Regions from separate parts of the Homo sapiens genome. Here region 2 is linked to region 1. The links are chromatin loops, found by intact Hi-C in ENCODE. Cell type or tissue: heart left ventricle. All regions are shown on one strand. Each heading gives the region's core, and the rest is flanking DNA. Links, peaks and the distances in the headings are about the cores only.

The links. Peaks named below come from ENCODE experiments on the same cell type or tissue, not always from the same donor. Only the 100,000 strongest peaks of a DNase experiment are listed, where the experiment ranks them.
Region 2: a loop joins it to region 1, with 4 times the contacts of the local background. A loop is called at or near these places in 1 of 110 quality-filtered maps.

The regions. Positions count from the first base shown.
Region 1 is chr9:35,588,949-35,600,892 of GRCh38, forward strand. It overlaps the pseudogene RPS29P17. Among named protein-coding and RNA genes, the nearest start is that of TESK1, 10 kb to the right of the region's middle. RefSeq lists silencers at 10,064-10,358, 10,928-11,047 and an enhancer at 10,098-10,738. In heart left ventricle, for the core only: no CTCF peak of the experiment used is centred there; no DNase peak of the experiment used is centred there.
Region 2 is chr9:35,532,788-35,544,731 of GRCh38, forward strand. All of the region lies in intron 1 of RUSC2 (RUN and SH3 domain containing 2), which reads left to right. Among named protein-coding and RNA genes, the nearest start is that of CIMIP2B, 25 kb to the right of the region's middle. In heart left ventricle, for the core only: no CTCF peak of the experiment used is centred there; DNase peaks (open chromatin) are centred at 5,354 and 6,074; H3K4me3 peaks cover 4,007 bases; H3K27ac peaks cover 4,625 bases.

The DNA.
Region 1 (11,944 bases), core at 1,521-9,520:
TAAGACCTGAAACCATAAAGATTCTAGAAGATAACATCAGAAAAACCCTTCTAGACATTAGCTTAGGCAAAGACTTCATGGCCAAGAACCCAAAAGCAAATGTAACAAAAATAAAGATAAATAGATAGGACTTAATTAAACTAAAAAGCTTCCGCACAGCAAAAGAAATAATCAGCAGAGTTAACAGACAACCCACAGAGTGGGAAAAATTTTTCACAATCTATACATCTGACACAGGACTAATATCCAGAATCTACAAAGAACCCAAACAAATCATCAAGAAAAAAAAAAAAACAAAAAACAATCCCAGGGTCGGGCACGGTGGCTCACACCTATAATCCCAGCACTTTGGGAGGCCAAGGCGGGCAGATCACAAGGTCAGGACTTTGAGACCAGCGTGGCCAACATGGTGAAACCCCGTCTCTACTAAAACACAAAAATTATCTGGGCCTAGTGGTGTGCGCACCTGTAATCCCAGCTACTGGGGAGGCTGAGGCAGGAGAATGGCTTGAACTGAGGAGGCAGAGATTGCAGTGAGCCGATTGTGCTGCTGCACTCCAGCCTGGGTGACAGAGCAAGACTTCGTCTCAAAAAAAAAAAAAAAAAAAAGAAAAGAAAAGTGAAAAACAATCCCATCAAAAAGTGGGCTAAGAACATGAATAGACAGTTCTCAAAAGAAGACATACAAATGGCAAACAAGCATAGGGAAAAATGCTCAACACCATTAAGTATCAGGGAAATGTAAATTGAAACCACAGTGCAATACCACCTCACTCCTGCGAGAATGGCCATAATTAAAAAATCAAAAAATAACAGATGTGGGCTGGGTGTGGTGGCTCACACCTGTAATCCCAGCACTTTGGGAGGCCGAGGTGAGTGGATCACCTGAGGTCCGAAGTTTGAGACCAGCCTGGCCAACATGGTGAAACCCCGTCTCTACTAAAAATACAAAAATTAGCTGGACGTGGTGGTGGGCACCTGTAATCCCAGCTACTCAGGAGCCTAAGGCAGGAGATATCACTTGGACCCAGGTGGCGGAGGGTGCAGTGAGCCAAGATCATGCCATTGCACTCCAGCCTGGGTGACAAGAGCAAAACTCCATCTCAAAATAATAATAATAATAATAATAATAATAATAATAATAATAATTAGACGTCGGCGTGGATGCAGTGAAATGAGAACACTTTTACACTGTTGGTGGGAATGTAAACTAGTACAACCACTAGTTGTACTAGTGTGGAAAACAGTGTGGAGATTCCTTATAGAACTAAAAGTAGAACTACCATTTAATCCAGCAATCCCATTACTAGGTATCTACTCAGAGGAAAATAAGTCATTATACGAAAAAGATACTTGCACAGGCATTTTTAGCAGCACAATTTGCAATTGCAAAAATATGGAACCAGCCTGAATGCCCATCAATCAACCAGTAAAGAAAATGTGTGTGTGTGTGTGTGTGTATATATATATATATACACACACCCCTATATATACGTGTATATATATGTATATGTGTATGTATATATGTGTATACATACATGTCTATATATGTATGTGTATATATATACATACACATGTGTCTACATATGTATGTGTGTGTGTATATATATATATATACATATATATATACACCATGGAATGCTACTCAGCCATTAAAAGAAATGAAATAATGCCATTCACAGCAACCCGGATGGAAATGAAGACTATTATTTTAAGTGAAGTAACTCGGGAATGAAAAACCAAACATCGTATGTTCTCACTTACATGTGGGAGCTAAACAACGAGGACGCAAAGGCATAAGAATGATACCTTGGACTTTGGGGACTCAAGGGAAAGGGTACGGGGTGTCAAGGGATAAAAGACTACACATTGGATACAGTGTACACTGCTCAGGTGATGAGTGCACCAAAATCTCAGAAATCACCACTAAAGAACTTATCCACCTAACAAAAAAAAAAAACCACCTGTTCCCCAAAAACCTACTGAAATAAAAAAAATAAAAATAAACAACAGAAATTGAAACTAAGTGAACAAAAAAGGAGTTTGGTATTCATTCAAAAAGTTAAACATACATGCCTTCTGGCCTAAGAAGTCAGCCATTAATCATATTGTTGTTCCCCTGTACATCATAAGTCATTATTCTTTTGCTACTTTCAACATCTTATCTTTGGCCAGGTGCAGTGGCTCATGCCTGTAATTCCAGCATTTTGGGAGGCTGAGGCAGGTGGACCATTTGAGCCCAGGAGTTCAAGACCAGCCTGGGAAACATAGAACAACCCCATTTCGACAAAAAAAAAAAAAAAAAAAAAAAAAAAAAAAAAAAAAACTTTGTAATTCAACTGTCTGACTGATTGCTTTTAATTTTTATTTATATATTCTTTTTTTGTTTTTAGAGACAGGGTCTCGCTTTGTTACCTAAACTGGAGTGCAGTGGCAGGATCATAACTCACTGCAGCCTAAAATTCCTGGGCTCCAGCAATCCTCCGACCTCAAACTCCTGAGGAGCTGGGACTACAGGTGCATGCAACCACACCTGGCTAATTTTTTTTAAGTTTTATAGAGTTGGGGGTCCCACTCTCACTGCCCAGGTCAGTCTTGAACTCCAGGGCTCAAGCAGTCCTCCCACCTGAGCCTCCCAAAGTGCTGGGATTATAGGCATAAGCTACCCCACCCAGTGATTATTATTGTAATCCCTACAGCAACCACTAAGAAAGTTATTAAATATATATAACAATATATTTATCCTATAAATGCAATGTTGGTTTAACAGAAAATTAATTAATGTAGAAGACTGATGCCACCAAAATAGCAGAGTAGAAGTAATCTGGCTTCACTCCCTCCCACAGAAAACCAAAAACAAATATCCAGGACCAAAATTATCATCAGCAATATCCCAGAACTCAAATATGAGGCTGAGACAATCCCCAGGGACACAGAAGTGGAAAAACTTTGAGCAGATAGAGAAACAGACTTCTCTATCTGTGACAACCCTCACTCAGTTTTCCAGGCACCACACATGGAAAATTGCTCCTGGGTTCACAGTTTCTACACCAGAAAATGTGAGACTGAGGTAGACAACCAGCTTTCCCATCATCTTGCATTCCCTTGCAGGAAAACCATTCCTGCTTCAACCCACAGGAGGCATCACAAGTGCCTGTAGAAGAAAAAATCCCCAAGAACAGCTAGAAACAAAGAGAGGAGACAGGACTAGCAACCCTAGCCCATGTAACTCTGTTCTTCATCTCAGCCAAAGGAGATGCCAAATTAAAGTGACTTCTCAATAGCTCCACACTGTTAAGAGAAATACTCCACAGGTTTTCCGGTCACAAACGCCTAGCCAGCCTCCCCACATTCCCTTTGGGACCTCCCCCTACAACCCCATTTGAGACGGGCAGTGCTCTGAATGTTTGCAAGAGCCAAGGCAAACCTGGGCTTAAGGCACCATCTATTACCAAAAAGGAGATGGTGATCTAGGAATAAGGGGACTCACTGGGCAACTGCAAAGAACCTCTAAGCAAACATACCCTAGAAAGACCTAAACAAGTCAGCCAGTGAAGACTAGAATAAATAACAATCTATTAATGCAAAGCCATAGATGTACATCCACAAAAAAAACAACAGCCAACAGGGAAACCCTAGCTCCCCAAACAAAGAAAGGAGCCAGTGACCAACCCTAAGGAGACAGCAATGTTGAACTCTTAGATCAAGAATTAAAAATAGCAGTTTTAAGGAAACTCAGTGAACTCTGAGATAACACAGAAGAACAATTCAGAAATGTATCAGAGAAACTTAGAAAGACTTTTTAACCTTTTACCTCGTTGCACTCCTGAGAGCAAGATGGGTCACCAGCAGTTGTACTGGAGCCACCTGCGAAAATTCGGCCAGGGTTCTCCCTCTTGTCGCGTCTGTTCAAACCGGCACGGTCTGATCTGGAAATAGGGCCTCAATATGTGCCGCCAGTGTTTCCGTCAGTACACGAAGGATATCGGTTTCATTAAGTTGGACTAAATTATCTTCCTTCAAAGGATTATCCAAGGCATCTGCTCAATGAAAGACCATGATAGTTCTTTGTACATAAAATAAAGATTTGAAAAAAACAACAACAAAAAATACTTTTTAATATATTAAACAGAGGCTGGGTGCAGTAGCTCACACCTGTAATCCCAGCACTTTGGGAGGCCAAGGCGGGTGGATCACCTGAGGTCAAGAATTGGAGACCACCCTGACCAACATGGTGAAACCCCATGTCTACTAAATACAAAAAAATTAGCCGGGCATGGTGGCAGATGCCTGTAATCCCAGCTATTTGGGAGGCTGAGGCAAAAGAATTACTTGAACCTGGGAGGTGGAGGTTGCAGTGAGCCAAGATCACACCACTGCACTCCAATCTAGGCAAAAAGAGCAAAACTGTCTCAAAAAAAAAAATTAAACAGAAATCCTGGAACTGACCAATATATCTGCTGAACTGAAAGATGCATTAGAGGTTCTCCACAGCAGAATGGATAAGCAGAGGAAAAAAATAATTGAGCTTGAAGACATGCTATTTGAAAATACACAGAACAGAAAAAAGAAAAAAGCATGAAAAGGAACAATGAACACCTACAAAATATAAGGAATAACCTCAAAAGTGCAAATCTCAGAGTCATTGGTGTTCAAAAGGGAGTTTAAAAAGAACAAGGGGTACAAACCTTATTCAAAGAAATGATAACACAAAACTTGCCAAACCTAGAGAAAGATATACCCAGGTGCATAGAGGAAACCACACAAGCCAGGAGGGAGTGGGATAACACATTCAGAGTGCTGAAGGAAAAAAAAAAAAAACAAAAAAAACTGTCAACCAAGAATACTATGCCCAGCAAAACTTTCCTTCAGATATGAGAGATAAAAGCTGAGAGAATTCATCACTATTAGTTCCATCTTACAAGAAATGCTAAAGAGAATTCTTCAATCTAAAAGAAAAGGATACTAACATGAAAAAAGAAAACATTTGAAGGCAAAAAACCCACTGGTAAAAGTAAGTACATAGATACATTCAGAATAGTTTAATATTGTGGCCAGGCAGGGTGGCTCACGCCTGTAATCCCAGCACTTTGAGAGGCCGAGGTGGGTGGATCACTTGAGTCCAGAAGTTCGAGACAAGCCTGGCCAACACGGTGAAACCCTGCCTCTACTAAAAATACAAAACTTAGCTGGGCGTGGTGGCATGCACCTGTAATCCCAGCTACTTGGGAGGCTGAAGCAGGAGAATCGCTTGAACCCAGGAGGGGAGGTTGCAGTGAGCCAAGATTGCGCCACTGCACTCCAGCCTGGGCAACAGAGTAAGATTCTGTCTAAAAAAAAAAAAAAAGTTAATATCATAATTCATAATTGTGATGTATGATCCATTCATACCTCTAAGTGGGAAGACTAAAAGACAAATCTATCCAAAATAATAACTACAGTAACCTGTTAAGAGATAGGCAACATAAAAAGATGTAAATTGAGAAAATGTGATATACCATAGTTTAGAAATATAGGCAACATAAAAAGATGTAAATTGAGAAAATGTAATGTACCATAGTTTAGAAATATTTTCTCCCTTCCAACCTTTATAGAAAGAGTGTATTTCGGGCTTGGCCACATGACTTCCTTTGATCATTGCAATGGTGGCAGGCATGATGTGACCCAAAAACATGAAAAGCAGTTGCACAACTGTGCTTATCTTCTTTCCCTTCTTCTATCACCGTAAGATCATTCCCGGCTATCCTGCTGGTGCCAGGAGGAGTATGACAGACAGGTGGAGCAGAGCAAAACCTCTCTAGCCAATTCTCATTTAGAATGCCAACTCCAGTCAATCCGCAGATTTATAAGAATAAATGATTGTTGTTTCATGTTACTGAGTTTGTTTTGTTTTGTTTTTGAAATGGAGTCTCATTCTGTCACCCAGGCTGGAATGCAGTGGCATGATCTCGGCCCACTGCAACCTCTACCTCCCAGATTCAGGTGATTCTCCTGAGCATTCTGCCTCCCGAGCAGCTGGGATTACAGGTATGCACCACCACACCCAGCTAATTTTTGGGGTTTTTTTTTTTTGTTGTTGTTGTTGTTTGTATTAGAGAGAGGGTTTCACCATGTTGGCCAGGCTGGTCTTGAACTCCTGAACTCAAGTGATCCACTGGCCTTGGCCTCCCAAAGTGCTGGGATTACAGGCATGAGCCGTTGCGCCCAGCCAACTGAGTTTTGATATGGTTAGTTATGTGGCATTCTTGTGGTAACAGTTAATTGGCATAGGTAGTGACCAAGAAACAGTAAACATCATACTTAATAGTAAACCATTAAAAACATTATTTGGCTGGGCACAGTGGCTCATGCCTGTAATCCCAGCACTTTGGGAGGCTAAGGCAGGTGGATCACTTGAGCCCAAGAGTTCAAGACTAGCCTGAGCAAAACAGTAAAACCCTCTCTCTGGCAAAAAAAAAAAAAAAAAAAAAAATAGCCAGGCCTGTGGTACACACCTGTAGTCCCAGCTACTTGAAAGGCTAATGTGGAAGGATTACTTGAGCCTGGGAAGTGGAGGTTGCAGTGAGCTGAGATCATGCCAATGTACTCCAGCCTGGGTGACAGAGCAAGACCCTGTCTCAAAATATAACAAGATAAGAGTATCTATTGTCACATTCACTCAAAATTGTATTGAAGATCTTAGGCAAGGAAATGGAAATTAAAGGTATAAAAATGAGAATGAAAGAAATAAAATTACAGGAAAGATGTTACGTTTGATTCTGTGATGGCAGAGGGTTTTGAGCAGAGGTAAAATGATCTGACTTACATGTTTAAAAGAGTATTCTGACTGCTGTATAGAGAATAGGCTGAATGGGGGCAAAGGCATAAACAGGAAGACCAAAAAGGAGGCTACTGCAACAATCCAGGCAAAAGACCTGATGGCTTAGATTGGGTCAGAGGTAGTGGAAATGTCAGAAGTAGTCAGGTTATGCATAGATTCCAAAGGTACAGCTATATGCTTTGCTGATGGGCTGGCTATGGGGTAGAAAGAAAAGAGTCAAGGATAATTCTGAATTTTCTTGCCTGAGCATCTAATACATTGGATTTATTTATTTATTGTTTTGTTTTTTTGAGGCAGAGTTTCACTCTTATTACCCAGGCTGGAGTGCAATGGCGCAATCTCGGCTCACTGCAACCTCTGCCTCCCAGGTTCAAGCGATTCTCCTGCTTCAACCTCCTGAGTAGCTGGGATTACAGGTGCCCACCACCACACCCGGCTAATTTTTTGTATTTTTAATAAAGACGGGGTTTTGCCACTGTGGCCAGGCTAGTCTCGAACTCCTGACCTCAGGTGATCCTCCCACATCGGCCTCCCAAAGTGCTGGAGTTACAGGCATGAGGCACCATGCCTGGCCGCTGCATTGGATTTATTGAGATAGGGAAGAGAGAGAAAAAGGTGGAGAAGAGGGGCAGGAATCGAGAGTTCTGTTTTGGGCTAGGTGCAATGGCTCATGCTTATAATCCCAGCACTTTGGGAGGCCAAGGCAGGAGGGTGGCTTGAGCCCAGGAGTTTAGAACCTACCTGGGCAATATAGGGAGACCCTGTCTCTACCAAAAATTTAAAAATTAGCCAGGCATGATGGCACATGCATGTAGTCCCACCTATTGGGAGGTTAAGGTGGGAGAATTGCTTGAGCCCAAGAGGGCATGGCTGCAGTGAGCTGTGATTGTACCACTGCACTCCAGCCTGGACAACAAAGTAAGACCATCTCCGAAAATGTAAAAAAAGAAAATTATTTTTTGTACCCATTGATTTTGAAAAGCCAATTAGATATATCCAAGTGAAAATGATGGCCAGGAGCAGTGGCTAATGCCTGTAATCCTAGCACCTTGGGAAGCTGAGGCAGGCAGATCACTTGAGGTCAGGAGTTCAAAACCAGCCTGGCCAACATGGTGAAAGCCCGTCTCTACTAACAATTAAAAAAAAAAATTAGCCAGGCATGGTGGCAAGCCCCTGTAATCCCAGCTACTCAGGAGGCTGAGGCAGGAAAATCACTTGAACCCAGGAGGTGGAGGTTGCAGCAAGCCGAGGTCACATCACTGTACTCCAGCCTGGGCAACACAGCAAGACTCCATCTCAAAAAAAAAGAAAAGAAAAAAAGAAAATGATGAGTAAGCAACTGAACATAGGAATCTAGAGTTCAGAGGAAAGGTTTGGGCAAGGGAGAGAAAACGGAAGTCATCAGCAAGTAGATAGCATTTAAGGCCTTAGAGTTAATGAAATGACCCACAATGTGTATGTAGAGGGAGAAGAGAAGAGATCCAATGACAGAGCCCTGTGTATTCCACTGTTTAGAGGTCAGGAAGCTGAAGAAGAACCAGCAAAAGAGACCTGGGAGAAGGAGCCAGTGAAATATGAGGAGAATCAAGAAACCAAATGAAGAAAGTGATTCAAGATACGGTATTATGTTTTCATAGAAAATGACCTTAGGAGACACTGCTAATGATTTTGAAATGAGGATGACACCTTCAACATACTTTTTTTTTTTTTTTTTGAGACGGAGTCTTGCTCTATTGCCCAGGCTGGAGTGCAGTGGCACAATCTCGGCTCACTGCAACCTCTGCCTCCCGGGCTCAAGCAATTCCCTGCCTCAGCCTCCGGAGTAACTGGGATTACAGGCATGGGCCACCGCACCTGGCCTCGACATATTTTCAAATGCTACAATAAGATTTATATTATAGGCCGGGTGCGGTGACTCACACCTGTAATCCCAACACTTTGGGAGGCTGAGACGGGCAGATCACGAGGTCAGGAGTTTGAGACCAGCCTGGCCAACATAGTGAAACTCCATCTCTAGTAAATATACAAAAACTAGTCGGGCATGGTGGCAAGCGCCTGTAGTCCCAGCTACTCAGGAGGCTGAGGCAGGAGAATCACTTGAACCCAGGAGGCAGAGGTTGTGGTAAGCCAAGATCATGCCACTGCATTCCAGCCTGGGCAACGGAGCAAGACTCTGTCTCAAAAAAAAAAAAAATTATATTGTATTATTACTATTATATGTTATACCTATTCTATATTAGAGAGAACTAATAGGACAAAATGTTAACAATTGTTGGATTTACATGAATGATGTACAGGTGTTCATTATGCATTCCTTCAACTTTTCTGCATGTTTGAATTTTTTCATAATAAAGAGATTAGGGTGACTGTTTTTGAGGGTTTGAGACAGGGTCTTGCTCTGTCGCCTGGGCTGGAGTGCAGTGGCAGCATTATGGCTTACTGCAGCTTCAACCTCTTGGGCTCAAGGATTCCTCCTACCCCAGCCTCCCATGTAGCTGGGACCACAGGCATGCACCACCACTCCTGGCTAATTTTTTGATGTTTTGTAGACAGGGGGCCTCACTTCATTGCTCAGCTTTGTCTCAAACTCCTGGGCTCAAGTGATCCTCCTGCCTCAGCCTCCCAAAGTGCTGGGATTACAGGCATGAGCCCCCATGCCCAACATGGGGATACTATTTTGAGAATAATGAGTAATCAACCACATTCATTTAACTGCTTTTAAGGTCAATAACTTTATATTCCTCTAATACCCAGGTTGTGGTATCCAAACACCATTTCCCACTAAAAAAGACCATGAATCACTGGGGAAAAAAAGTAGCTGATACCAGCTCTGGTCTAGATATGCACAAAATGAGTCCAGAACATTTTATCATATTGGATAGCAAGAAAACTGGAAATTTATGTCAGAAGGACTCAGGAACTAACTTGAATAAGTTCCCACTGGCCAAAATAGGACAGTTTTGGCCAGTGGGAACAAAATAGTGATGGCAGCAGCAGGCTGTCTGCAGTGGCTGCTGCCATCATGCCAGCTGCAGCAGGGAGGCATGGCCAGGGCTGCACATTCCATGGAGCCAACAGGAGCTGGGGACAAGCGGGATCCTTGTCCCTTCCAAGTTGGGGTGGGAGCTCCCTGGGTGCTGCTGCAGCCGCCCAAGCCACGGCTGTGGACCCAGGCATCCCTGTGCTTTCAGGACCGGGAGCAGACAGGAGCCCTACCTTTCCAGGCGCAGCTGCAGCCACCCAAACCACAGCTGCAGACTCAGGCCTCCTGCTCAGCAGAGCAGGCAGGAGCCCCGCCCCTGCCAGGTGTAGGTGCAGCCACTCAAAGAGTGGCTGCAGACTCAGGAATCCCTGCCCTCTTGGGGCCCCAGAAGGCCTCACAGGCTCAGAAATTCCTGCTCCAACTGCCTGGCTTCTTCCTGCTGTTGGTGCCCACTCCAATCTCAGAACAAAGTCCGAGCAGAGCCTGGGCACTGTCACAGCCTGGCCGAGTGTGCACATACTCGGAGCAGTGCTGACACACCAGTCCCCTGCTGCTTTGGTCCCCTACAGATTTTGGGTGCCAATGAGCATAGGAGGGAAGCCAAGTGGGGTCTGAAGGCAGCTCAGCACTGGCCTGCAGGCGCCTCTTGGCACCTACAGCCTGGGCACCATGAATGGCAGCAGGAGGCAGACAGGCTTCTGAGCGGATGGGGCAGGTCCCTGGTAAGGCCCCACTTTCAGGCCAGGGAGGGCCTGAAGGCTGGGGACCGGGCTGCCCATCACACTATGGGAGTGGGAACTTGTGGTGACACTTCCAGGCCCACCCATGGCTGCCCAGGACCAACTGGCATGCACTTCCTCCCCTCTAAGGCCCATAAAAGCCCAGGCTCTGAGCAGACGTCAGGACAATCAGCTGCAGAGAGGAGCTACCCACACCAAGGCCTCCTCTCTGTGAGAGCCGCAGATGTTGGGACAACCAGCTGCAGAGAGGAGCAACCAACTTTGGGGCCTCCTCTCTGCTGAGAGCTGCAGAGACTACAGGATGACATACCTGCAGAGAGAAGCCACCCACTCTAGGGCCTCCCCTCTGCTGAGAGCTGCACAGATGACAGGACAACCAGCTGCAGAGAGACGCTACCCTCCCTGCTGATAGCTGAACACTTGTCAGGACGACTTGCCTAGCAGAGAGGAGCTACCCTCTCTGCTAGGAGCTGAACATGCCTCAGGACACCCCTGCTAGGGAAAGGAGCTGCCCCCTGCAGGTTTCTTTTGAGCTGTTCTATTGCTCAATAAAGCTACTCTTTGTCTTGCTCACTCTTCACTTGTCTGCGTACCTCATTCTTCCTGTCGCAGGACAAGAACTCAGGACCCACCAAATGGTGAGGCTAAAAGAGCTGTAACAAACGGGGGTGAGACATGACCCTTGCTTGCCACGTTGTGGGTGAAGGCAAGGAAAGAAGAACTGCAGCCCTTCGGGGAGCCTAGCCCTGGGAGCTCCCCAAGCCAGGGCTGTGACTTCCTCTTTGAGGACCTGCTGTTCCTGGCATCTCCAAGCTTCCAGGCACCAATGTGTCCCCCAGTGCCAGCTGTGGAAGCTGCTTGCCATGTGCCTGGTCCGGCCGCAGGCTTGCAGGGAAATGGTGCCATGCTGGCACCTGGAACTGCCCGCCCCACTGCAGCACCCGGAATGTCTGACTGTGCACAGTGGCTGGACCCAATGCTCACTCACATACCCCTAACTGTTCCACGCCTGTCTCACCCTTGGCAGGCATGGGACCCAGGCTGGTAGCGTGAGCCAAGCACAGGCTGCCAGGCTGGGTAGGCGAAACAAGCCCAGAGGGCCTGAGCAAAACTGGGGCAAAAGCACCACCAGCCACAGAGGTTTCTGGCCAGAAAAAGGACGCCCCAAAGATCCCGTAACAATAGGACAAGCACCAAAAATGATAACTGGGCGCAGTGGCTCACGCCTGTAATCCCAGCACTTTGGGAGGCCAAGGCAGGAGGATCACCTGAGGTCAGGAGTTTGAGACCAGCCTGGCCAACATGGTGAAACTCTGTCTCTACTAAAAATACAAAAATCAGCCGGGCGTGGTGACAGGTGTCTGTAATCCCAGCTACTCAGGAGGCTGAGACAGGGGAATC
Region 2 (11,944 bases), core at 1,263-9,262, 56 kb before region 1:
GGAAAGGATGACTGCTGATAGTGTTGGATGATTCCAATATTATAAGTTAAAAATGATAACTGCTTCACACACTTCAAATGTTATTAGAAAAAAGATTTCTGGTGGTTAAGAAACAATGAAGGAGAGAGTGGAGAGAGAATTTTAAGAGTCCATTTGTTAAGGAATTTTGGTGTCGAGGCTGGGTGTGGTGGCTCACGCCTGTAATCCTAGCACTTTGGGAGGCCTAGGCGAGCAGATCACTTAAGCTCAGGAGTTCGAGACCAGCCTGGGCAACATGGCGAAACCCCATCTCTACTAAAAAATACAAAAATTAGCCAAGCATAGTGGCGCATGCCTGTAATCCCAGCTACTCGAGAGGCTGAGGCACGAGAATCGCTTGAACCCAGGAGGCGGAGGTTGCAGTGAGCCGAGATCGTGCCACTGCACTCCAGCCTGGGTGACAGAGCGAGACTCTGTCTCAAAAAAAAAAAAAAGAAGAATTTGGTGTTGAAAAAAGAAAGAGAGGACTATCTGACGTCCTTGGATTGACATGCAGTGATAGCCTCTGCTTTCTGGTACCCTGATATTCCACCTCTCACCCATACCCCCAGTTATGGGGTTCTCAAAGACTTCAGTCTCTGTGGAGCTGAGCAACACCACTCAAGCTCCTACAGCAACTGCCACTGTTTTTAACAGCTTTATTGAAATATAATTGACATACCATACATTTTGCCATTTAAAGTATACAATTCAATTGTTTTAGTATATTCACAGTTGTGCAACTATGACTGTAGTCTAATTTTGGAACATTTCATCATTCCCAAAAGAAACCCCACACCCATTAGCAGGCACTCCCCATCTCTCTGCCTCTCCAGCCTCTGGCAGCCACTGATCTACTTTTTGTCTCTATAGATTTGCCTTGTCTGGACATATCATGTAAATGGAATGAAACAATATGTGACCTTCTGTGTTTCTTCTTTCACCTAGCATGTTTTCAAGGTTCATCCATGTTGGAGCATTTATCAGGACTTCATTCCCTTTTATTGCTCAATAATAATTCATTGTGTGTACCACCTTTTATTTATCCCTTCTTCTGTTGATGAACATTTTGGTTGCTCCTAGTTTTTGACTATCATGAATAATGCTACTAGGAATACTCATATACAAGCTTCTGTGTGGATGTTTTTTGTTTCTCGTAGGTATATACCTAGAAGCAGAATTGCTGGGGTCAAATAGTAACTCTTTAACTTTTTGAGAAACTGCCAGAACTCTTTTCCAAAGTGGTTGCACCATTTTACAGTGCCCTCAGCAATGTGTGAGGGTTCCAATTTCTACACATCATTGTCAACATGTGTGATTGCCTGCCTTTTTTTATTTTAGCCATTCTAGTGGGGTCAAGTAGTATCTCACTTTAGTTTTGATTTGTACTGCCTAATGATTAATGATGTTAAGCATTTGTTTATATAAGTACTTGTTGACCATTTGTGTGTCTTCTTTGGGGAAATGTTTATTCAAATCCTTTGCCCAGCCAGGCATGGTGGCTCATGCCTGTAATCCCAGCACTTTGGGAAGCCGAAGCAGGAGGATCACTTGAGCTCAGGAGTTTTGGACCAGCCTGGGCAACAGAGTGAGACCCCCATCTCTACAAATAATACACACACACACACACACACACACACACACACACACACAATCCTTTGCTCGTTTTTATTTATTTACTTATTTATTTTTTTGAGACAGGTTCTCACTCTGTCACCCAGGCTGGAGTGCAGGGGTGCGATCTCAGCTCACTGCAACCTCTGCCTCCCAGGTTCAAGCACCTCTTGTGCCTTAGCCTCCCGAGTAGCTGGGATTACAGGTGTGCACCATCACACCCAGCTAATTTTTGTATTTTTTTGGTAGAGACAGGTTTTGCCATGTTGGCCAGGCTGGTCTCGAACTCCTGACCTGAAGTGATCTGCCTGCCTTGGCCTCCCAAAGCTCTGGGATTACAGGTGTGAGCCACCATGCCTGGCCCCCTTTGCCCATTTAAAAATTGGATTGTCTTTTTATTACTGAGTTGTAAGTGTTTTTAAATATATTCTGGATAGAAATCCCTTATCAGATATATGATCTGCAAATTTTCTCACATTCTGTGGGTTTTCTTTTGACTATCTTGATTGTGTCCTTTGAAGAACAAAAGTTTTAAATTTTTATGAAGTCAGTTTATGTTTTTTTTTTTATTTTTTCATTTTGCCAGCAGGAAGTCAAAGTTTTTCTGTTTTTTTCTTTTGTCACTTGTATTTTTGATATCATGTCTAAGAATGTGTTGCCTAACCCTAGGTTATGAAGAATTACTTCTTTGTTGCCTAAGCTTCTTTTTTTTAGATATGGAGTGTCACTCCTGTTGCTCAGTCTGGAGTGCAATGGTGCAATCTCGGCTCACTGAAACCTCCACCTCCTGAGTTCAAGTGATTCTCCTGCCTCAGCCTCCCGAATAGCTGGGGTTACAGGTGCCCACCACCACACCCCGCTAATTTTTGTATTTTTAGTAGAGACAAGGTTTCACCATGTTGGCCAGGCTGGTCTTGAACTCCTGACCTCAGGTGATCTGCCCGCTTCGGCCCCCCAAAGTGCTAGGATTACAGGCATTAGCCACCGCTCCCGGCCGCCTAAGCTTCTTTTTGATAGATTTTTTTTTTTTTCACATGGAAAACAGTCTTCTCTTTCAAGCCTATTGAGTCAAGTCTACCCACCACTTATTCTGATTTACACACAAGGAGCTTCTCTTTTTTTTTTTTTTTTTTTTGAGACGGAGTCTCTTGCTCTGTAGCCCAGGCTGGAGTGCAGTGGCGCCATCTTGGCTCACTGCAAGCTCTGCCTCCTGGGTTCACGCCATTCTCCTGCCTCAGCTTGCTGAGTAGCTGGGACTCCAGGCGTCCACCACCACGCCCGGCTAATTTTTTTTGTATTTTTAGTAGAGACGGAGTTTCACTGTGTTAGCCAGGATGGTCTCAATCTCCTGACCTCGTGATCTGCCCGCCTCGGCCTCTCAAAGTGCTGGGATTACAGGCATGAGCCACCGTGCCCGGCCAAGCATCTCTTTTTAGATTATTCTTGTTCAACAAGACTTCCATATGCCAAGCATAAGACACCTTCTATATGCCAAGCAGTATGCTAGGTTTTATGGGAAATACAAAATTAAAATGATATTCTTATATACTGGATAATGGAGATGTACAGATGACTATAACTCCGACTTTGCAGTCTAGAAGAGATGTTAAGGCAGATATGCAAAAAAGAACAATAACCATGTTAAGTGACATGATTTACTTAATCAAAACTTCTCAGGGACCGATGCTATTGCTGATGAAGTTTGCCATCAATATGCAATGCAATGAGAAAGTACAGTATGCTTTTTCTTATAAAATGATGATCATCAAAGTAAAGTTTTTTGTAATGATCCTACTTGACAATATAAGAAGTTGGCAATCCAATATTGATCCCCGTTTTTTGTGGAAGTTGTTTTCTTGTCTGTAAAATCAACAACCTGCAACCACTGGTTCGGAGAACAGATTATTTCTGGCTCTGGGGTAATCAGAGAAGACTTGATGGAGGAGTTGCTCTGGGTCTGGTAGGTTTGGATAATTTTGAACAGGGCCAAGTGTAACAGGAAGGAGAGTCTGAATGAACAAATACAACAGAGTGGAAATGAGTTTCTGAAACATGTTTCAAGGACTGCATGATGGGAAGGCAAGGTTGAGTGGAGTAGAGTAGACAGCCAAGGCTGGGCACGGTGGCTCACACCTGTAATCCCAGCACTTTGGGAGGCTGAGGCGGGTGGATCACCTGAGGTCAGGAGTTCAAAACAAGCCTGGCCAACATGGCAAAACCCCGTCTCTTCTAAAAGTAAAAAACTTAGCCGGGGCATGGTGGCAGGTGCCTGTAATCCCAGCTACTCGGGAGGCTGAGACAGGAGAATCACTTGATCCTGGGAGACAGAGGTTGCAGTGAGCCAAGATCGCGCCACTGCACTCCAGCCTGGATGACAAGAGTGAAACTCAAAAAAAAAAAAAAAAAAAAAAGAATAGACAGCCGAGATGGATGACCTCTAAAGCCAAAATGAGGAGGCTCAACTTGATTCTCTGGGTAATGAGAAACCATTAAAAGGGGCAGGAGGAGTGGCATGTTGAAGAAAGGTGGTGCTTTAGGGAGATGAATCTGGTAGTACTAAAAAGTAAATTGCAAGTGGGGAGACTAGTTAGGTGGCCGAGGTTTATAATGTAACAGTATTTGTGTTTTGTTTCTGGCTGGAAAATAATTTGATCTTTCCTCAAAACCCTAGATCTTTGGCAGTAGTGGTTAGGAAGTAAGTGGCAAGGTTGTCTGTGATGTAGTGAATTAAGCCAAGCACTAGAGGTCTGAGAGCTGCCACCTTCCATAGGCAACTGGAAGCACTGGCTGTCCAGCACAATGCATGACTTAGCCTCGCAGAAATTTCAGAGTCAAAGACCCTGGGCCCAGAGCTCTCATGGTAAGAGGCTCGAACTCCAAACGCTTGGTCATGAAGATTCACTCTGCCCTAACCTACAGATGCTTATCCAACCCCGCTTTGTGGTATCAGCTAGGCGAGAGGAAAGCATAGTGACACCATTTCCTCACCTTTCAGCCTCCTTGAGATGACCGCTAATGGTTGGCTATGAACAGCAGCCTCCCTCCTTCCTTCCTTTCCTCACTGTTTCTTGCTTTATAGGATCAAGGGGCCATGGCTGCTCAAACAAGTCAAGGCTGGAGATGGGTCTTTGTGTCTTTGTGTGTTTTTGTTCTTCTCTCTACAATTGACTCAGCTCAGCATGGTGTCAGTGGACACATGGGTGTCACAGGGAATAGGAGAAACAAGAAAGGAAAAGAAAAGTTACATCTCTTCTGGATCCTGAGGGATAGCTGTTATGGTCTTGGCCAGTGGTTTCTCCAAAGGCTTCTTTCTAAGGACCTGAAATCCAAGGGCAGGCTGTGGAGTCCAGATAGTAGTCACCTTGGGAGGAACCCTAGGCAGGGCTAGTGTTTGGGGACCAAGCCCTGCTTAAGACTATCTCTGTGTTCAAGCGTAGCAGCAGGGAGCAGTGGCACAAAGTGGACGGAGACCTCACCGCTACTTCCTGTACAACTGGCTCTAGCTGCAGTTTCTCCCTTTTTTCCTTATTCCCACAGAATTGGCCCAGAACCTGAGGAGGCTGGAGCAGGGAAGGAGCAGAGGACTCTGTAGGTCTCCAGGCAGAACTGAGATTTTTCTGTGGCCTAGGAGAGACCACTCCCTGTTCCCTGCCTTCCTTTCCCTGGGGAGATAAGCTTCCTGGCCTCTCAGCCTGGCTAGAGGGATTCTGCCTTCACACAAACCCAGCTGGACCCAGCTGAGCACTGACCGAGAACTGATGTATGTGAGAGGGGCCAGTTCTACTTCAGCCACAGCGAGTAGACCTCTGAAGACCCAGGGAACTGAATTGAATACCGTGTTAGGAAGAGGGCCTGCAGCCTCCATGGTCCTTAAGACTTACCACCACCCAGTGTACAGAAGCCTGTCTACCGCCCCGTCTCTCTAGGAAGGCCAGTGCTAAGACTCGTGGGCCATCCACCAGGACTGAGTTCGAGTTACTGCTGGCAGAATGGTGACTGGTCCCTGCAGCCTCCCTTCTGGGCTTCAGGAATCCCCTCCCAGGCTGACTGCCCCACCCTGAGGCTAGTCTGGAATCCTGGTTAGAGGAAAAAGCTGGAAAACAGAGTCATTCACAATGGGCAAAAAGAGGAGGGAGAGGTTTCTGGTTAAGATATGAAAGGAGGAGCCTAAAGAAGGAAGGAAGGAAGGAAGCTCCAAGGCTCTGCCCAGACATCTTCCCTGAGATGCCTAAGGACAAAAGAGGAGCTAGACACAACTCTCCCCATTTTTCCTTTGCTGTCTTAAGAGTGCTCCATCTTCCAGCACTGACTGCCCTCTGTGGCTGGCTCCTTTCTCTACCCTCCCCCTTCCCTAGGCTAAAGGGCCCACAGGGGCTGGAAGGGAGGGAGGCTGAGTGGCTGTGCTGTGGGCCTGCCTGCTCCTTTCCCTTCCCCCTTCCCTTAGCAGCAACGTCACCGCAGCACCAGCAGCCGCGGCAGCAGCACGGAGACTGGGGCTGGGATTGCGCAGCCTCCCTGCATTAGCAACGATGCCATTGTATTAGCAGAAATCAGATCTTAGGAAATCGGCCCAGTTCCCCTGTGTGATCCCGTGGAACAGTGTCTCAGCTGGAACTGTCGCGGTAGAGCTTGGTCGGAGTGCAAAAGGGACAGACGCATCAGGGGTCCAGCTCAAGGCTCCTGACAGAGGTATGGCTCAGGGAGCTGGGGGAGGGGCAGGGCAGAGATGCTAGGATACCGATCAGCACATTTGGGCCCTGGCTTCTGAGGGTTGGCTTTGTCTTTCCAAAAGGGAGAGGGGGGCGGTGCGGGGGGGGATAAAGGGGGGAACATGCGGAAGCACAAGCATTAGACAAGCTCATTGCATACATTTGGGCTATGGTGCAGAGATGGGGAAAAGCCAAGGCTTGGGCTAATGCCATTTATGCTATTTTGTCAAGAAGCAGATCTCATCCTTCCTTTTTGGGCATTTCTAATGAAGCTTCTAGTATGGGTCAGGGATGGGGGAGTCAGATCTAGAAACAAAGGCTTAATAGGAGGAGACACCCCTACAGCTACTGTAAGTTTATGATGGAGAACATGCAAGGATCCTCGCAGCTTTCAAGAGGAGGGCTGGGAAACCTTTCTCTCCACACACACACATACATACATACATGCATGCATGCATGCACATAGCTATACATGCACATAGACACACATACCATATCTTCTGGTGCTATGGGAGCCACCAGGCTCCAGGTAAGGGTGGAGTAAGAAAACATTGACCAGGGTGCCCCACAGTGTCTGGCAGGGGCAGGGACAGTCATTGTAATGCCTAGGGCACCTGATCTGTTACAGTAAGCCTTCAAGAAGAGACCTAAGCATAAGCTAACACTCCCAAATCTACCCTCCTGCCCTCCTCCCTTTGATCCTACCCAGGAGAGGACCAGTCAGGAAAAGCGTTATCAGTCCTACAGAGGCACCTTATCAGGATCTCAAGTCAAGGTCAGATTGCTAGAGAAGAGCAATTGAAGACCATTGTGTTCCCCATCTTTATTCAGAAGGCCAAAAAAGAGGGAAGGGGTTCTATGACTGGCAGAAAGACACTGATGACCAAAGCTAGAGGAAACCTTCTTTCTGGGGTTTTCCCGCCCAGAGTTGCTCCATTGCTGAGCAGGTAGAAAGAGTTCCCTAAATTCCCATTTCCACACCTGTAATCCCAGCACTTTGAGAGGCTGGGATGGGAGGATCACTTGAGCCTAGGAGTTGAGACCAGCCTGGGCAACATGGTGAAACCCTGTCTCTACAAAAAATTTAAAAATTAGCCAGGCATTGTGGTGTGCACCTGTAGTCCCAGCTACTAAGGAGGCTGGGTGGGAGGATCACTTGAGCCCAGGAGTTCAAGGTGCAGTGAGCTATGATCGCATCACTGCACTGTAGCCTAAGCAACAAAGCTAGACTCTGTCTGTAAAAAATAATTGTAAAAAAATTCCCATTTCTAATAACCACCTTGGTAGAGGGTTCAAAAACATAGGATAATAGGAGACAGTAGTGCCATGTTGTGCAACTATATGGTTAAGGAATATGCTGGATAGTTATGGGAGTGTATTTGTTCCCAGGAAGTGTCTAGGAATGTGAACCACAAGAGCAGGGAATAATGAGCCTTGAGACCATGAATGGGGCAGGGAGATGAGGGCTGGGAACTGGGGCAGGAGGTGGGATTGGCAAGTGTTATCATAGCCTGGGGACAGTATGAAAGGGACTGTAGGTTCATAGAATAGAGAGGCCGGTAGACATAACCTGTGTAAATGGAGGCTGAAATGTGGGTCTACCCAGGACAGGTAGGAAGCAGATGCTCTGGGAGCAGAGTAATTGCAAGGACTTTAGGAAGAGGGTGTGGCCCCAATCATTTTCTTTGGAAGGCCGTTGTAGTGGAAATAATTACAAATTGGGCAGACCTGGGATTGAATCCCATCTCAGATGTGTAAATGTGGACAAACTACTTACACACTCTAAGCTTTGGTTTTCTCATCTTTACAATGGGAAGGATTATGCCTACTTAAAAATGTTACAGTACATTTAGAGATGATATATATAAATTAATGGCACATAAGTGTTTAATAAATGATCACTTATAGTATTATAATAGGACAAGAGACACCCATTTGGGACAAGGGCCAGGAAAAGGGCTCTCATAGAAAGCTTTTCCTGATTTTGGAGAGCATGACCTCATAACTTTATACTGGCTGAGCCCACCATTCCACTCTACCTGGTAGGCATAGCTAGAGGGCTCATCTTCTGAAAGAGCTGTCTTCTACTTTCTTCTTATTCTGGATCCTCTGTTTCTCCCCCATCCTCATCTTCCATGTCTCTCCATTTAGTCAGGGCAGAAAAAGTCTGAAATGAGCTCTTCCAGCTCACTGTTTTCTCTTCACCTTCATTAGAGGGGATGGGCCACTTGTCTTGATGTAGAAAAAGTCACTCCCAGGAAAGGAGCCTGAGATACGCTCTCAGTAAATGTTCTCTGTGGTGTCATATGTACAGTTTACTCTCATTTTTTTTTTTTAAGACAGACTCTCGCTTTGTCGCCCAGGCTGGAGTGCAGTGGCACGATCTCGGCTCACTGCAACCTCCGCCTCCTGGGTTCAAGTAATTCTCCTGCCTCAGCCTCCCAAGTAGCTGGGATTACAGGAGCGTGCCACCACACCCAGCTAATTTTTGTATTTTCAGTAAAGACAGGGTTTCACCATGTTGGCCAGGATGTTCTCAATCTCTTGACCTCATGATCCACCTGCCTCAGCCTCCCAAAGTGCTGGGATTACAGGTGTGAGCCCCCATGCTAGGTCTACTCTCATTATATTCTTAACTGACCAAGAAAAAAGATCAAAAGTTAGGATTCCTGAGTCTCATCTTAATTCTGTTATTTATTCACTGAGTGGTCTTGGGCAAGTCATTTCATTTTTCTGGGTGTATAATTATTTTAAAATTTTTATATATATAAAATTTTTTTAAATTATTTTTATATCATATAACATTTTTTAAAATTTTATAAATATAAAAATAATTCCTTATTTTTAAAAATGAAGATGGCTCTGCCTCCTTTGGAAGTTGATGTAAGGATCAGTAAGATATGCATACATAAAAAGTGCCTTGTAAGTAAATGTGAATGGGGTGGGCAAAGCATGAGTACAAAATCTCATGAGATGCCTGGAGAACTTCCCCTTAGATGGCTGAATTGGAATCGTCTATGGAGGAGCCATTGCTCGGCCTTTCTCTTGGTTGTGTGGAGATCAGAAAGGAATAAGATCTTCTCTGAGATACAAAAGCATAAAATAAAATGAAATCAATCAGTGAAAGAGCTTGACAGTTAAAGTAGGATTCAATACAACCTAAATGTAAAAGCTACAACTATACAGCTTTTAGAAGAAAACATAGGTACATTTCTTTATGGTCTTAGGACAGGTAAAGATTTCTTAGGATACAGAAAGATTTAACCATAGAGAAACAAACTCTATGATCAGTTGATCAATTGATCAATTTAAATTTAATAAATTAAAAACTATTTATCAAAAAACACAGTTAAGAAAACAGGGACAAGCCACAGGCTGAGAGAAAATATTCATGAGGCATATATCTGACAGAGGACTTGTATCCAGAATAAATGTTAAAACTCCTATAATTCAATCATAAAAAGACTAACAACTCAGGTTATTTTAATGGGAAAAGTAGTCAACAAATAACCAGGCACCTACTGTGTTCCAAGCACAGAGTTCACTGTATTGCAGTCTCCAACCTCAGAACTGTGCTCCAGTCTGGGAGATAGATATGTCAACATCACATTACAATACAATTGTCAGTGCCCTCCAGCCAAGGGCTCCGTCATCTCCCACGCTCATGTGTTCTTCATCTCTGATTTAGAGAGTCAGCTTTCTGCATTCTGTATCTGTACATCAGTTTTTCCATATTAATGCATGTATGTCCTGGTAATGGTTTTGTGGCAGAATCATACATTCTTTTATGTGATACTTGTGAATGCCTCTTGAAAATGCTTTAAAAAGGAAGAAAAGGTACTCATTGAAGGTCAGTGATGGCTGCAACCCATAGGTACCCCTAAAATTACTGCTATCTATGTAAGAAAGTTCTCTATGCTCCTTTTAGTCCAGACTCGGGATTATGGCCAGGACTCCAGGGGAAACGTAGTTATGTATGAAAGGAGAAACCCCCTCAAAGAAAAAAAATTGTTTAGGCCCGGCATGGTGGCTCACATCTGTAATCCTAGCACTTTGGAAGGCCAAGGCAGGTGGATAACTTGAGCCCAAGAGTTCAAGACCAGCCTTGGCAACATGGAGAAACCATGTCTCTACAAAAAATACAGAAATTAGCCAGGCGTGGTGGCACACACCTGTGGTCCTAGCTACTCAGGAGGCTGAGGTGGATCACTTGAGTCCAAGAGGCTGAGGCTGCAGTGAGCCATGATCGCACCACTGCACTCCAGCCTCGGTGATAGAGTGAGAACCTGTCTCAAAAAAAAGAAAAAAATTGCTTAAATTATGCATAAAATGGGTATTTATTACATACAAATTAGAAAATACAGCTGAAGCAAAAAGAATAAAATTAAAAATAATCCAAATCATTCAACAGTGATAGGCACTGGTAACAGTTTGTTGCATGTTACAGATTTTCTTCTATGCATACAGACATGTTTATTTACAAAAATGGTGACAAACACCTGGCTAATTTTTGTATTTTTAGTAGAGACAGGGCTTCACCATGTTGGCCAGGCTGGTCTTGAACTCTTGACCTCAAATGATCCGCCCGCCTCAGCCTCCCAAAGTGCTGGGATTACAGGCATGAGCCACCACGCCTGGCCTGATTTCAGGACATTCTATTTCTATGGATTTGCCTATTCTGGACATTTCATATAAATGGAATCATACAACATCACAAAAGCCCTTTGTGACTGGCTTCGATTGTGCCCAATTTTTTGGCTACTGTGAATAATGCTGTTATGAACATTTGTGTACAAGCTTTAGTGTGAACATATGTTTTCATTTTTCTTGGGTATATACCCAGGAGTGCAGTTGCTGGGTCATGTGATGACACTATGTTTAACATTTTGATAAACTGTCAGACTTTTCCAAAGTAGCTGCACCATTTTACAATACTCCCGGCAATGTTTCAGGGTTCCAGTTTCTTCATATCATCATCAACATTTGCTAGTTGTTATTGTCTGTATTTCTTATTTTATCCCTCCCAGCTGGAGTGAAGTAGTATCTCATTGTGATTTTTATTACTCTAATGACTAATGATGTTGAACATCTTTTCATGTGCTGGTTAGACACTTGTATGTCTTCTTCAGAGAAATGCCTATTCATACTGTTTGCCCTGTCTTAAACTGGATCATATGTCTTTTTTTTTTTTTTTTTTTGAGACAGAGTCTCACTCTGTCACCAGGCTGGAGTGCTGTGGCATGATCTCAGCTCACTGCAACCTCTGACTCTCTAGTTCAAGCGATTCTCCTGCCTCAGCCTCCCAAGTAGCTGGGATTACAGGCATGCACTACCACGCCCAGCTAATTTTTATATTTTTAGTAGAGATGGGATTTCACCATGTCGGCCAGGATGGTCTCTGTCTCCTGACCTCATGATTCTCCCACCTCGGCCTCCCAAAGTGTTAGGATTACGGGCGTGAGCCACTGTGCCCAGCCTCGTATGTCTTTTTATTGTTGAGTTGTAAGAGTTCTTTATATATTCTGATTAGAAGTCTTTTATCAGGTATATGATTTGCAAATATTTTCTCCCATTTTATGGATTGTCTTTTCACTTTCTTGGTG